Regions from separate parts of the Homo sapiens genome. Here all the other regions are linked to region 2. A link is a contact called in ENCODE Hi-C or POLR2A ChIA-PET data. All regions are on one chromosome and are shown on one strand. The core of a region is the stretch at or near the end of the contact, and the rest is flanking DNA. Distances in the headings are between cores, read along the strand shown.

Region 1 (3,975 bases), core at 1,390-3,889, 670 kb before region 2:
TATTTGCTTAAGTCTTTCACATAAACCAGTAAAGGAAGATAAAGAGGTGAGATATGAATTGGAAGGAGCACCTACTAAGTAAACATGCCTTTACAGCTAGCAAAACCTCAGACAGTGCTGCCATTAGACACCTCTCTGTCATTCGGTAAGCACCTGGGAACAGACCAAAACCTTGTGGAAACGCCACATCCTTCAAGGACACTTCTAACAGAATTTCCACACAACAGAGATCCAGCTGGATTAAAAGAGCTAAATCCATTAAATCAGGTCTTGAGTGATCTAATTTTGTCAGCCTGGAAAACCCCTACTATTACTGGCCAAGAGTGTCCAGAAATGATTCATATGGCTAGTTAACCCAAAGGCTTTTTAAGGGCAAATTAACAAATTTCAAAGCAATAAACAAAAAGAAAACAAGAATCCTCAGGAATAATGTCACTTCCAAGCTACCAGTGGCCCAGCAAATCTACAAAGTTCTTAAAGGCAGTGTTTCCCAAACTTGCCTTACCGTAAGAATCACCCAGTGCATTTGTTAATAGATTTCTGGGCCCTCCTCCAGACAATAGCCCAAGAATCTCTAGAGGTGGAGCTCTGTATTTTTAACAAGCATCAGAAATTATTCTTAAGGTCCAGCACCTTTGGGAAACTAAACGGTCTGAGAGGCAGTATCACAGAGTTAAAAGCACATTAACTTCGAAATAAGACTGATGGGTTACAAATCTCACTTGTGGCCAGACGCAGTGGCTCACACCTGTAATCCTAGCACTTTGGGAGGCCAAAGCGGGTGGATCACCTGAGCTCAGGAGTTCGAGACCAGCCTGGCCAACATGGTGAAACCCCGTCTCTACTAAAAAATACAAAAATTGCTTGCAGTGAGCCGAGATCCCGCCACTGCACTCCAGCCTGGGCGACAGAGCGAGACTCCGTCTCAAAAAAAAATAAATAAATAAATAAATAAAAAATACAAAAATTAGCCGGGCGTGGTGGTGGGCACCTATAATCCCAGCTACTTGGGAGGCTGAGGCAGGAGAATCGCTTGAACCAGGGGGCGGAGGTTGCAGTGAGCTGAGATCACACCACTTCACTCCAGCCTGGGCGACAGATCAAGACTCCGTCTCAAAAAAAAAAAAAAAAAAAAAAAAAAATCCAAACTTGGCCACTTACTGGCTGTGTGACACTAGCCAGGTTATCTAACATCTCCGCAACTCACTTCATCTGTAAAACGGGATCATCACCTATTTGGACATGTTCGCAAAATTCGGTATGTTCAGAAAGCCCTAGAACAGTGCCCAGCATATGAAGCCAAGCAACAAATCACAGCTATTGCTACCTGCAAAACAGCGGCCAGAAACTGCTCAGAAAGTCTACAATGAAAATGTTCTACTTAATGGAAATTACAAAGGCACGGAACCACATTTCCAAGATAATCTAGGTAAAAGGCTTTTCTGGGCACTATGACCGCAAAGAACAAAGACTCAGTTTAGCGTCCAGTATTTTCATTGCAACAGTCCCCGATCCCACCCGGAACTACAGAGTTCAGGTGTCTGCAGGGTTGCAGCTTTGGACAACAAAGTAAGAGTCTTTCTTTCCCCAGTTCCTCGGTCACCACCACCTCCAGCTCTAAGGCCAAAAGTCACAGAACTGAGAGTCTGGTGGCAGCATCTTGGTGCATTAGTAGGAAATGGGACTCCTGGAGCCAATAAAGAGGGTGGAAAAGGCCTTAGGCAGCAAGAGAACTGAGGTACCGCTGGAGCGAAGGGAAATGAGTGGGAAGTTTCTGGAGCTGAAGACTGACATTCCCAGGGTAAGTGAGCCCAGACAAGGTGTAGCTGGGAAAGCACTGCCTCAGCTCAGCGACTAAAACCCCAGGTTGTAGAGTCCACTCTGCCAGTAACTCACAAAACACCTCCAGTTAACTCCTTCTCCCATCCGTAAAGTGGGAAATCGCCTCATCGGCTGAGGAGGAAATGAAGAGGAACCAGGCATATAATGGGTATGTATACATCAGTGCCCTTTGCGCCCAGAGGGTCCCGGGGTAAGAAATGTTCAGTGATGCTGGGAGGTCCAAGTCTGAGTCCTGAACAAAGCCAAAGCTGAAACTCCCATCTCTCAATGCCCTGGAGAAAGGGCACAAGCCAGTAAGTCACAGAGCAAAGTCCCTCCAACCTCCCCTCTGCCACTCGTCTCCCGCGTGCCCTCTGGCAAGTCGGACCCTACTCTTAGGCCTCAGCTTCCCCATCTATACAATGGGCTAATTGGCTCTAATGTCATCAGAATTGTGACCGCAAGATGCTCACATATGGGACGAGGGCCTGCAGAGACGCAGAAAGGAGGGTGGCGGTGAGTGGTGGGGCGGAACTGGAGGTGCGACCCGCCGGGGAGCCGGGGCGGCGCCTCGCGCTCTCCCTCCCTCCCTCCCACCGCGAGGGGCAGGGGCGCCGGCCCCCGGCGAGAGTCACGCGCCCCTCGTGCCCAATCACCGGCCTCTGCCAGGATGAGGCGGGCAGGCGGGGGCGCTCCGGGAGCCACGGCCGGCGCCGCCCCCACCGTCGTCCTCTGCCCCGCCCGCCTGCGGCAGAGCCGGGACCCTCCCCAGTCTCCGCTCACCTGCCAGGGCCGCCGTCGCCGCCGCCACCGCGGGTTAAACCGCAGCCGCGCCCACACTTCCGGGGTCCGCCAGGCCCGCCCCCTACCGGATGTGACCCCCTTGCAACGTCCGGCGCCCCAGTGGCGCGCGTGCTCGCCCCGCGACCCCGTTGGCCGCCCCGCCTCGCGCGCCTCTGAGTTACCACGACATCGTGCCACACACACACGCTCGCGGCCGCCCGGGCCACAACCACGGGAGCGCCCACGAGACCCCTCCAGCGCTCGCCGCACGCCTCGGCCCCGCCCCCGGTAAGAGGCCCCGCCCACTGGGCGGAGACCAGGCCGCTCTGGGCTAGTGCGCCGGCGCGGACGTCCGCCGCCTTCCGAGTGGCCAGCGAGGACTCGCTCTGTACACAGCTCGATCTTGGGAGGCTTCTCAGAGGGACCCAAAAGGAGGGGGAAGCAGATGGAAGCCCAGAACCTAGGAGGAGCCCCAGATGGGCTGAGCTCAGACTGAGGAGCCCCAAGGCCACCACACACTCATTTCCATTTACTAGTTAATCTCTTTCCCCCACCCATTCATTCTACAGAATTACCAGTATTCCCCATCTCCTCCCTTCCCCCCTGGAAACAGGAGAGTCCAGCATAATAAGGAAGCCCCCTCTGCTCTAACCCTTAAAAAAAGGAATCTGAAGTGACCTGATGTTAACTAATCAGGTGTTTTTTTTTTTTTTTCTATTCTGTTCCCTTTCCCACCTATGAAACCCACTGCTCTGCTATTTCCCAGGGGAATTTGAGACCAAATAAGTCTATTTACAATGGTAACTGATGTCAATGTCTAAAGTTTCCAACCTCTCAAAATCAAGAGGTTGACCAAAAGGGGAGAAGTGTCCAGTTTAGCCTAAAGTTGTCTCCTGGCGTATCTTAAGTTTGTCCTAAAGGTTTCTCCGTACATAGTGAACTGGATCCTACTCATACCAATCACAGAGTTTCAGCCAATCACAGGCAGCCACCTGTTCAAACCTTGTTCCAATAAGGCAAATGTCAATCTGTCATTGGTAGGGAACCAAACTGGATCCCTTTGCCCTCAGAAAGCCAAACACCGAAGTATCAGGTTTTTGTAGAGGGAAAGATTTGTTGCAAGTCAACTGGGAAGGAGACATGCTCAAATCTGTCTCCCCAAGCCAGGGGCTGTGACAGGTGTTATAGGCAGAGGGTAATGAGCAGTGATCTGATTGAATCTTGCAATAAGCAATGATCTGACTGGATCTTGCCATGGGATGATGCCATGGCTCAATCTGATTAGATCATGGCTTATACCATGTATCTACTTCTTAATTCTGTTCCGGTTCTTTGGTCTGAGCATTTAGGTTGCGCCTGTGGTTGCATGCT
Region 2 (3,987 bases), core at 1,168-3,667:
ACTGCATCTCAAAAAAAAATTAGAGGGCAGGGAGGCACATGGCAGTGTCCAGTGTGGGGTCAGCCCCCTAAAGTTCTCTCTTAATTCAGGCCTCCCCTCCCCTCTCCTCGAGCACTGCCCTCATCTTTGAACTCATCACTGTTCCCCAGTTTCTCCCGTACATCCCAGTCCAGCCCCAGCCTCTGGAGTTATCTTTCTACACCATGGATCTGATCACAGTACACCTGCTTTACGGATGTCCAAGCCTCCTCCATGGTAAAGTCCTCCCTTCCTACCCCTTACTGAGGCTGCTGGGGCTTTTCTCAATTTGAGCCCCATCTACCGCCGGCCTCATTGGAGCCATTCTTTGAACTTCATTCATTCATTTGTGTCTTCAACACATGTTTTTATGTTTTTTCAGGACCTACCCTGGCTGGTACTGTGCTGGGAGCCGCTGGGGACCCCAGGCCCTGGCCGGTCCACGCTTCTCAGCCACCCTACACAGGCCACCCATACGTGCTCCCTTTTAGGGCCTGAACCTTCAAAGCCTCTGTGAGATACTCCCTGGTTCTGCCTTTCAGCTATCACTCCCTGCTCCGAGCTCCACACCCTTTACAAATGTTCATTAAAGTTATCTATATGGTATGTTAATCCATTTCTGAGAAAATAATTTTCTTGGTTCCATTTCCGTCAACGTTTGACAGTCCTCAAGGCCACCATACTCTCTGGAGGTCTTGCTTCATCCTCTTATTTTGTACAGAAGGCTTTTGTTTGGGATGTCTGCTCACACTCAAAGACAGAGAGGCCTTACTGTCTTTATGTCTGCAGTCTGTGGAGTGAATGAAGGATGCTCAGGGCTGACACCAGCATGAAATGTGATGGGAGAGGTTGGGGACTGTGTGAATGTGAGGAAAGGGAGCCCATCTGCCCCCCCAAGTACAACCCCACCAGTTGGGCAGAGTGATCCCCCCACCACCCCTGCATTGCTGTGAAATTTAGATTGGGCAGGGCCCGTTTGACCATCTCTCTCAATCTCAGGCTCTCCATTTTCAAGTGAGATGTAATAATATGCGTCCTGTTTACCTCTCAGCCTGTGATGAGAATCTAATGATTAGGGTGTGCTAGCACACAGGCACCTGTAAATCCCATTGAAATCTGAGGGCCCTATAACTCCTCTAGTGATTCCCAAGCCTCGTGCACCCCACCCTCTCTGTTCATCCTTACTTCCCACGTGTCCCGTTAGCCCTCCGGATGCAGTCAGGCCCATTTCCCCCAGGACGCCCGGCACTAAGCCGCCCCATCCAGCTGGGGTCTGAGGGGCCTGTCTCTTGCCCCACGCCTAAAAGACCTAACCCTCCTCCTATCCCTTCGATACGGCAGTCTTTATTTGCTGGAGTCTGCACAACATCACTGCCCAATGATGTGTCTGCTTCCACGATTCCCAAAGAGACTGAGCTTACTGAGACCAGGGCAAGGACCGCGCCAGTTCCTCATCGCCCCCTTCCTCTGCCTTCCCCTCCCTTCCCCCTCACCGCAGCCATGGCGCCCAGACCAAGAAAGCAGAGCAGAGGTTCCGCAATTCTTTTCTAAGATTGTCTGACTAGAGGGTTCAAAGCCCTCTAATCCAAGGCCGGCTTGTGTCTCTAGGGAGGTTGCAGAAAGGCGCCAGAATGTGGATGGCGCGGACAATGTGGGATACTGGAGTCTCGACTGCCGCGCGCCAAGGAAGGGCGTCACCTAGCCAAGCCGGCCCTGGAGTTGAGTGCCCCGCAGCCCGCCGGTCCACCCGCCCGGCCGCTTGCTGGCACCCTGGTGGCCGCGCCGGCTTTGTGTCGGCATCAGGTGCAAACCCCCAGAGCGCCGGGCGTGCGCGCACGCGCCCCGGAGCGCGCGGAGCCCATTCGTTGCCCCCACCGGGATCTCCTCTAGGATCTCCTCCGGCGCCCGGGGCCGGAGAGTGGGGGAGGGAGGAGGTCGGACACGTAGCCTGCCTCGCAGCAGGGCTCGACTCCACGCGGGAGGGCGGGGGAGCCGGGGACCCGCCGCTCCAGCCCGCTGGCCTTCGAAAGATCCTCCTGGGCCAATGGCAGGCGGGGCGACGCGACCGGATTGGTGCAGGCGCTCTGCTGATCGCTGTGGAAACTCGGGCGGCGGGGAACGCGGGAGGATGTGGAACCCGAGGCGGGGGGAGCCGGAGGGGCGGGCAGAGGAGGTGTCGAGGCCCTGAGCTCCCGGGGAGTTTTTACTGGAGGCAAAAGTCCATAGCGGGAGGGCTGAGGGAGGGGCGGAGGAAGGGGACCGCTTGGGGGCACTGGGAAGCCAGGGATCCTCCGCCAGGAAGGCAGGGACACTCCCGAGCGCAGGCGAGAAGGCTGGGGGAGGGGGCGCGGTGGGAGGAGTAGGAGAAGACAAAAGCCGAAAGCGAAGAGGGCCCGGGCTGCACACACCGGCTGGGAGGCAGCCGTCTGTGCAGCGAGCAGCCGGCGCGGGGAGGCCGCAGTGCACGGGGCGTCACAGTCGGCAGGCAGCATGGGGAAGGGAGGGAACCAGGGCGAGGGGGCCGCCGAGCGCGAGGTGTCGGTGCCCACCTTCAGCTGGGAGGAGATTCAGAAGCATAACCTGCGCACCGACAGGTGGCTGGTCATTGACCGCAAGGTTTACAACATCACCAAATGGTCCATCCAGCACCCGGGGGGCCAGCGGGTCATCGGGCACTACGCTGGAGAAGATGCAACGGTAAGGGTCTGGGGGCGCCCCAGCCACCCTTCTCTGCTGCAGGCGGAGTCAGGATCCCTGGCTCCCCGTGGGCCAAACAGACCTCCGGCGCTGAATGGAGCTTGGGACGTCCTGTAGGGAAGGAAAGTGCATCTATTGCACTCGTACCCCCTCCCCAATCCTCCTCCTCCTCTGGGCCGACTGGGGTGGAGACCGGATCTGGGACCCGGGGAGGCGGCGCTGCGGTGAAAGTCCCAGCGGTGGAGAACAGGGCAAGCATCTACCGCGCGCGCCGGGACCCACGCGTCCTCCCCTTCCTCGGGGTTTGTCTGGAGGCAGGGACTCCCCAAGAGGGGCGCTCGGGCCAGACGGCTTTGGCGCCCCCAGCGGGGAAGATGGCCGCCCCTGCGCGCCGCTGAAAGGAGCGGGAGCGCAGGCAGCCAGGTGTGGGACTCCGCGCTTGTCCCGCACTCTCCATCCAGACTGGGTGGCGAGAAGGAAAGCTCGTCCCCGGCCGGAGATCGCTCCTGCTGGGACTCTTGTCTAAGAAGTTCCTCAATGGCCACCTGGGAAAAACCGCCCAGCAGCTCGGGTTCCCACGCTCCAGGGATTATCTAGACTCACCCCAAGCTCGAGCCGGCCTTCTTGGGGACCGGCGTCCGGGATTGGTGGAAGGAGAACGGCCTGGGGTTTGCAAAGCCCAGGTCGAGTGAGGCCTTGAGCCGGTGGATTTAGCAGCACTAGACTGGCTTGGCAACAGGTCCGTCTGCACTCGAGGTTACTCTCGGGCGTTCAACTCAATGGCTCTCTCTTTTTAAATCCTGCCAAGAACACCCTTCCCTCATCTTGCACTCCTAAAGGTTGTGGGCCTCTCTGGAGCCATTGCTGCCCACCTTACCCCCACCAAATGCGTGGCTCAGTGATTACCCCGCACCAGCTACCCGCACCGGGGACCCCAGTCTGAAATCCTGGCATTTATTTAAGGATGCAGCTGGTATCCCATGGATTCGAATGGGCCAGAAGGAAAAGAACAGAGGCAAGGAGGGAAGAAAGGGCGGCTTTTGGTGGTGGTAGTGAATTGGATGCAGAGAAAAAAGGTCTGATGGGATACAGAAATTGGGGAAAGTGAATAGGAGAGAGGCAGAAAGGAGGGATGAACTTGACGTAGATCATTCCACCTGGAGGTCTAGGATGCCCAACTGTTGGTGGGCTTTTGCTCTCTAAGCTGTGTAGGCCCGACCCTTAACTTCCCCACCTCTTGCATCTCATGGAGACAGGCCTAGGGGAAGGCCA
Region 3 (4,014 bases), core at 1,328-3,827, 920 kb before region 2:
ACTGGCCCCAGAATGCTTTCCAGCTATGGAACTACCTTTTCCTTTAGTCTCCTGACTGAGGAGATAGTCTCCTGACTATCTGACAATCATATAGTCAACAAATAATTATTAACAACTACTATGTGCCAAGCACCTAGAGAATAGCAGTCCATTATCACCACCTCATATCTGAACAATGATTGTGTACTCTATGAATACAGTTTACTCCATGACATGGAGATACACATGAAGCCATTCAAATCCCTGCCATCCATCTTAGTCTATAGCTCCAGACAGATTATCAAAGAAATTATAAAGTCTGAGAATACAGGAATAACAAACTCAGTTTCTCCTATTCTCTGACAAAACAAAATACTTCTGTGACCTCAGATGTGACCATCTGGGTGTCCTCCAATTCAATTCTGACACCAGGTACCTGGAGATAGTGTCAGATCATACAGGTTGAGGTCTCAGTCCCACCAGACTCCCCGCCCCTTCAGATGCCAATCGCAAGCCCCAGGTTGTTTGACCTGTTCTTCTGATCTACCAGCTGTAAATCAGGGTTCCCATGACCTCCTTTTTGGGTTCAATTAATTTGCAACAGTGACTCAAACAATTGTGGGAAACACTTATGTTTACCAGTTTATTGTAAAGGATATTACAAAGGATACAGATGAAGAGGAGCATAGGATGAGGTATGGGAGAAGTACAGAGCTTCCCATGCCTTCCCTGGGCACCCCACCCTCCAGGAACCCCCACATGTTCTGCTATACAGAAGCTCTTTGAATCCTGTCCTTTTGTATTTTTATGAAAACTTCATTACAAAGGCATGATTCAATAAATCACTGGTCACTAGTGACGACTTCAGTTCCTCTCATTTCCCCAGGTAAATGGGGGGTAGGACTGAAAATCCCAACCTTCTAATACCCTTTAGTCTTCCTAGGTGACCAGTCCCCATCCTGAAGCTATTGAGTCTACCAGCTACCAGTCAACTGATTAGCGTACAGACACTTATCACCTGGAAGATTCCAAGGAGCAAAGTGGCAATCGCTACAATAAAAATATTTAAAAATATTTACATGGCACATTTGCATGGCACATTTCTATGTGCCAAGCACAATTCTAGGCATACAGTACAGTAATTCATCTTCACAACAACCCGCAATAGAGGTATCATTTACACTCTTGCCTGCGTAGACTGTGCACCCCTTGAGGATAAGGATTACAGCTGGTCTCTCACTTCCAGTACAATGCAGATGCCCCCAGGGCACTCGGTAAACATCTAACAAATGAGTGAACCATGCCAGGAAGGATGGTGCTGGGGAACGTAAAAGAGAGCTTCCCGAAGATTGGAAGGAAACAATAAATGTGAAGGTACTTTGCGAGCTGTAATTTCTTCAAAGTGAGGGATTCCTTTTCCATCATTTCCCTTCCTTCTTCCCCCTCTTTGGATCAATGTACAGGTTCTGAGAAGAGAAGGAAGTGAATAGCAAAAGGGAGGGGAAACGAGTAATCTGATGAAACAACGAAAAGGGAAAGGAAAATGTCTGTACGTCATGATAAAATATCAAAGGGAAAGATAGTGGAAGGTATGAAAAAAGCATGGATTCAGGGTCCAAGATCCGTGTCACCTAACTACGTCACCCAGCTCTGCCACTGACTAGCTACGCATCCTTAGATAAGCCCCGCTCTTCCTGCGCCTTGCATCCTCATCTGCAAAACCAGGATCTTTATTTCTCCTTTAGGGAATTCTTGTGAGGATAAAATGAGATCATAGACTTGGAAGCGCGTTGTAAACCAATAAGGGCTTATAAATGTGCGCTGTTTTTATTAGTCATACAGTGTAAGGCTGGGAGCCAGATACCTGGCTGCCAGCCTTGCCTCTACCTCTAACTCATCATGTGACCTTTGCAAATTGCAAAAGCTCCGACTATCCGAGCGAGGCCTCGCAAAACATCCACTGCAATGCTCTCGATTTTGCAGATGGGGAAACCGAGGCCCAGAGCCTTGAGCCAATTCATAAAGCCAATGGGAGGCGGACCCTGGACAAGACCTCGAGTTTTCTGACTCCTACATTAAGGCTGCTTCCCTTGCACCAGCTCTCTCTGTCCAGACCTGTTTCCACTCTGTAGAATGAGGCGACCGGCCTCAGTAATGTCTGCGACAATAAACCTCAGGCACTATGTAAACTGCGGGGCACTGCGCAAATGCACCCCGCTCCGACGGGGGGGGCTCCGGTGCTGACAGGCCGCCGCTCGGCCTCCGGAGCGCCCCATTCCCGCCTCCACCCCGGCCCGGGCGCCGCAGCGGACCGCACACGCTCCCGCGCCGCTCTCTGGCCTCCTGAGACCCGCGCTTGGCCGCAGCCAACACTCACTGGAGCAGATTAGGGACATGGCGCCGTCACCGTGCTCCGAGGCGCCACACGCCGGGCTCCGGGACTAGCTTCTGAGCCTCCGCGAGCCACTTCCGGTCCCCCGCTGCTGCCGGGACTGCTCCGCGGCGAGCTGGGAGCCGCCAGCCGAGCGATGCTAGCGTAGCGCTTCACGTGGGAATGGGGACAGCCGCGCGCCACAGCCTTCAGCACCTAACGGAAATTGCCCTTTCCCAGAATGCAGCCGGGCAGGAAAGGGCCCGCCACGAACACTCGGTTATTTCCGGATTGACTCGGCTCGTTCCGTAAAGCGCCGGAGGATTGGCTGGGGCGTCGGGAGAGAGGAGGCTCGAAACTACATTTCCCATGACGCAGTGAGAATTTAAAACCAAAACAATTGGACAGCACTTGTTTTGACAACTGTGCGGCACTGTGCCACGGGACCCTGGTCTTTGAAACCTTGGCGTGCGCGAGAATTTCCCAGTGAGTTTGTTAAAATGCAGATTCCTCGGGTCTGCGTAGACAGACTGTGCCCCACGCTTTTCTAAGTCAGTTGTTTCTCGGGCTACCCTTTAAGAGACACTGCTGGATGGCCTGGTGAAGAAAATACAGAAACAGATGGGTACAAGAACTAAGAAAACGGCTAAGAAAGTGTTTTGGTCCTGACTACTACCATTTCGCTCTGTGATTTGGGGCAATTCACATTGCCCTTTCTTCTTTGTCAAAAGACAAAATCACAACAAACTTAGTTCAAAGATTTTTTTTTTCTTAAGAGACGGACTCTGGCAATGTTGCCCAGGCTGGAAGGCAGTGGCTATTCACAGGTGCGGTCATAGCAATCATGGCTATCACAGGTGCATCCTGGAACTCCTGGCCTCAAGTGATCCTTCTGCCTCAGCCTCCGGAGTAGCTGGGACTTAAGGTGCGATTCTATAGAATTGGGCAGTGCCTCATACTATAAAATATAATGGTTGTTCCAATGAGCTGAACAGGAGAACTTGGTTTTATAGACAGAAAAGGACTGAGGAAAACAGGAACAGAGAACAAAAAGCGGATTGGTCATTTGGTAATTTCAAAATTACTTTTCTTGTAAAGGTTAAAGTGGAGGGGACTTATCATGCCACCTAAAACTTGCCTGTTTGGGAATTTAGCTCCCCCCTACACACACACACACACACACACACACACACACACACATACACACTCAGAAGGTCGTAAAGATCTTCGTTTCAGCTTATTGGCGTGGAGCTTCAGCAGGACTAACTCTTTTTAGCTTGGTCTGTTAGGCCTAGCAGAAGAGCTCAGTCCAAACCAATGGCCTCCTATAAATTTCTTTATTTTGTATTTTGGATTTTGTATTTTCTATTTCTCTTCCAGCTCAGATAGTGTATGATTCTTTGTGGATATCTGTAAGATAAGATACTCTCAGGAATCATGCAAAAGACGTGGTGTGGACTGTAAGGTATCAAGACAAAAGGGCAGGATGAACAGGATGTGAGTGAGAGGGACTTTGACAGGTGGGCAGTATTCAGAGGAGAAGGAGAACGAAAGGCATTCCGGAAGAAGAAACAACGTAAGCAAAAGCTTGGAGAGAAAAATAAAAGTTACAGGTACAAAAGGCAATATGGCATAGTGGCCAAGAGCATGGACTCTGAAGTCAG

What was found. Hi-C counts contacts between places; a loop is a spot of excess contacts on that map. ChIA-PET counts read pairs that join two places held with the same protein, here RNA polymerase II (POLR2A). Pooled maps may share reads with other maps.
Region 1: a loop to region 2 is called in a pooled map, with 8 times the contacts of the local background. The contact joins the promoter of VPS37C here to the promoter of FADS2 in region 2. A Hi-C loop is called at or near these places in 2 of 37 single-sample maps with no recorded cell type and 4 of 50 pooled maps.
Region 3: a loop to region 2 is called in a map with no recorded cell type, with 7 times the contacts of the local background. The contact joins the promoter of PRPF19 here to the promoter of FADS2 in region 2. A Hi-C loop is called at or near these places in 6 of 37 single-sample maps with no recorded cell type and 5 of 50 pooled maps. POLR2A ChIA-PET finds 5 or more read pairs at or near these places in 1 of 52 experiments (OCI-LY7).

Annotation. Positions count from the first base shown.
Region 1 is chr11:61,158,787-61,162,761 of GRCh38, forward strand. VPS37C (VPS37C subunit of ESCRT-I) reads right to left here and starts at 2,640. Exons shown (of 5, transcript NM_017966.5): 1 at 2,605-2,640. RefSeq lists enhancers at 2,103-2,696, 2,697-3,289, 3,030-3,079, 3,090-3,229 and a silencer at 2,280-3,039.
Region 2 is chr11:61,825,883-61,829,869 of GRCh38, forward strand. It overlaps FADS2 (fatty acid desaturase 2), which reads left to right and starts at 2,418. Exons shown (of 12, transcript NM_004265.4): 1 at 2,418-2,715. The coding sequence starts at 2,509. RefSeq lists enhancers at 757-1,434, 1,435-2,112 and silencers at 1,704-2,143, 2,264-2,363, 2,384-2,483.
Region 3 is chr11:60,904,008-60,908,021 of GRCh38, forward strand. It overlaps PRPF19 (pre-mRNA processing factor 19), which reads right to left and starts at 2,578. Exons shown (of 16, transcript NM_014502.5): 1 at 2,357-2,578. The coding sequence starts at 2,375. It overlaps PRPF19-DT (PRPF19 divergent transcript), which reads left to right and starts at 2,772. Exons shown (of 2, transcript NR_186697.1): 1 at 2,772-2,836. RefSeq lists a silencer at 2,171-2,270 and enhancers at 2,210-2,797, 2,911-3,030.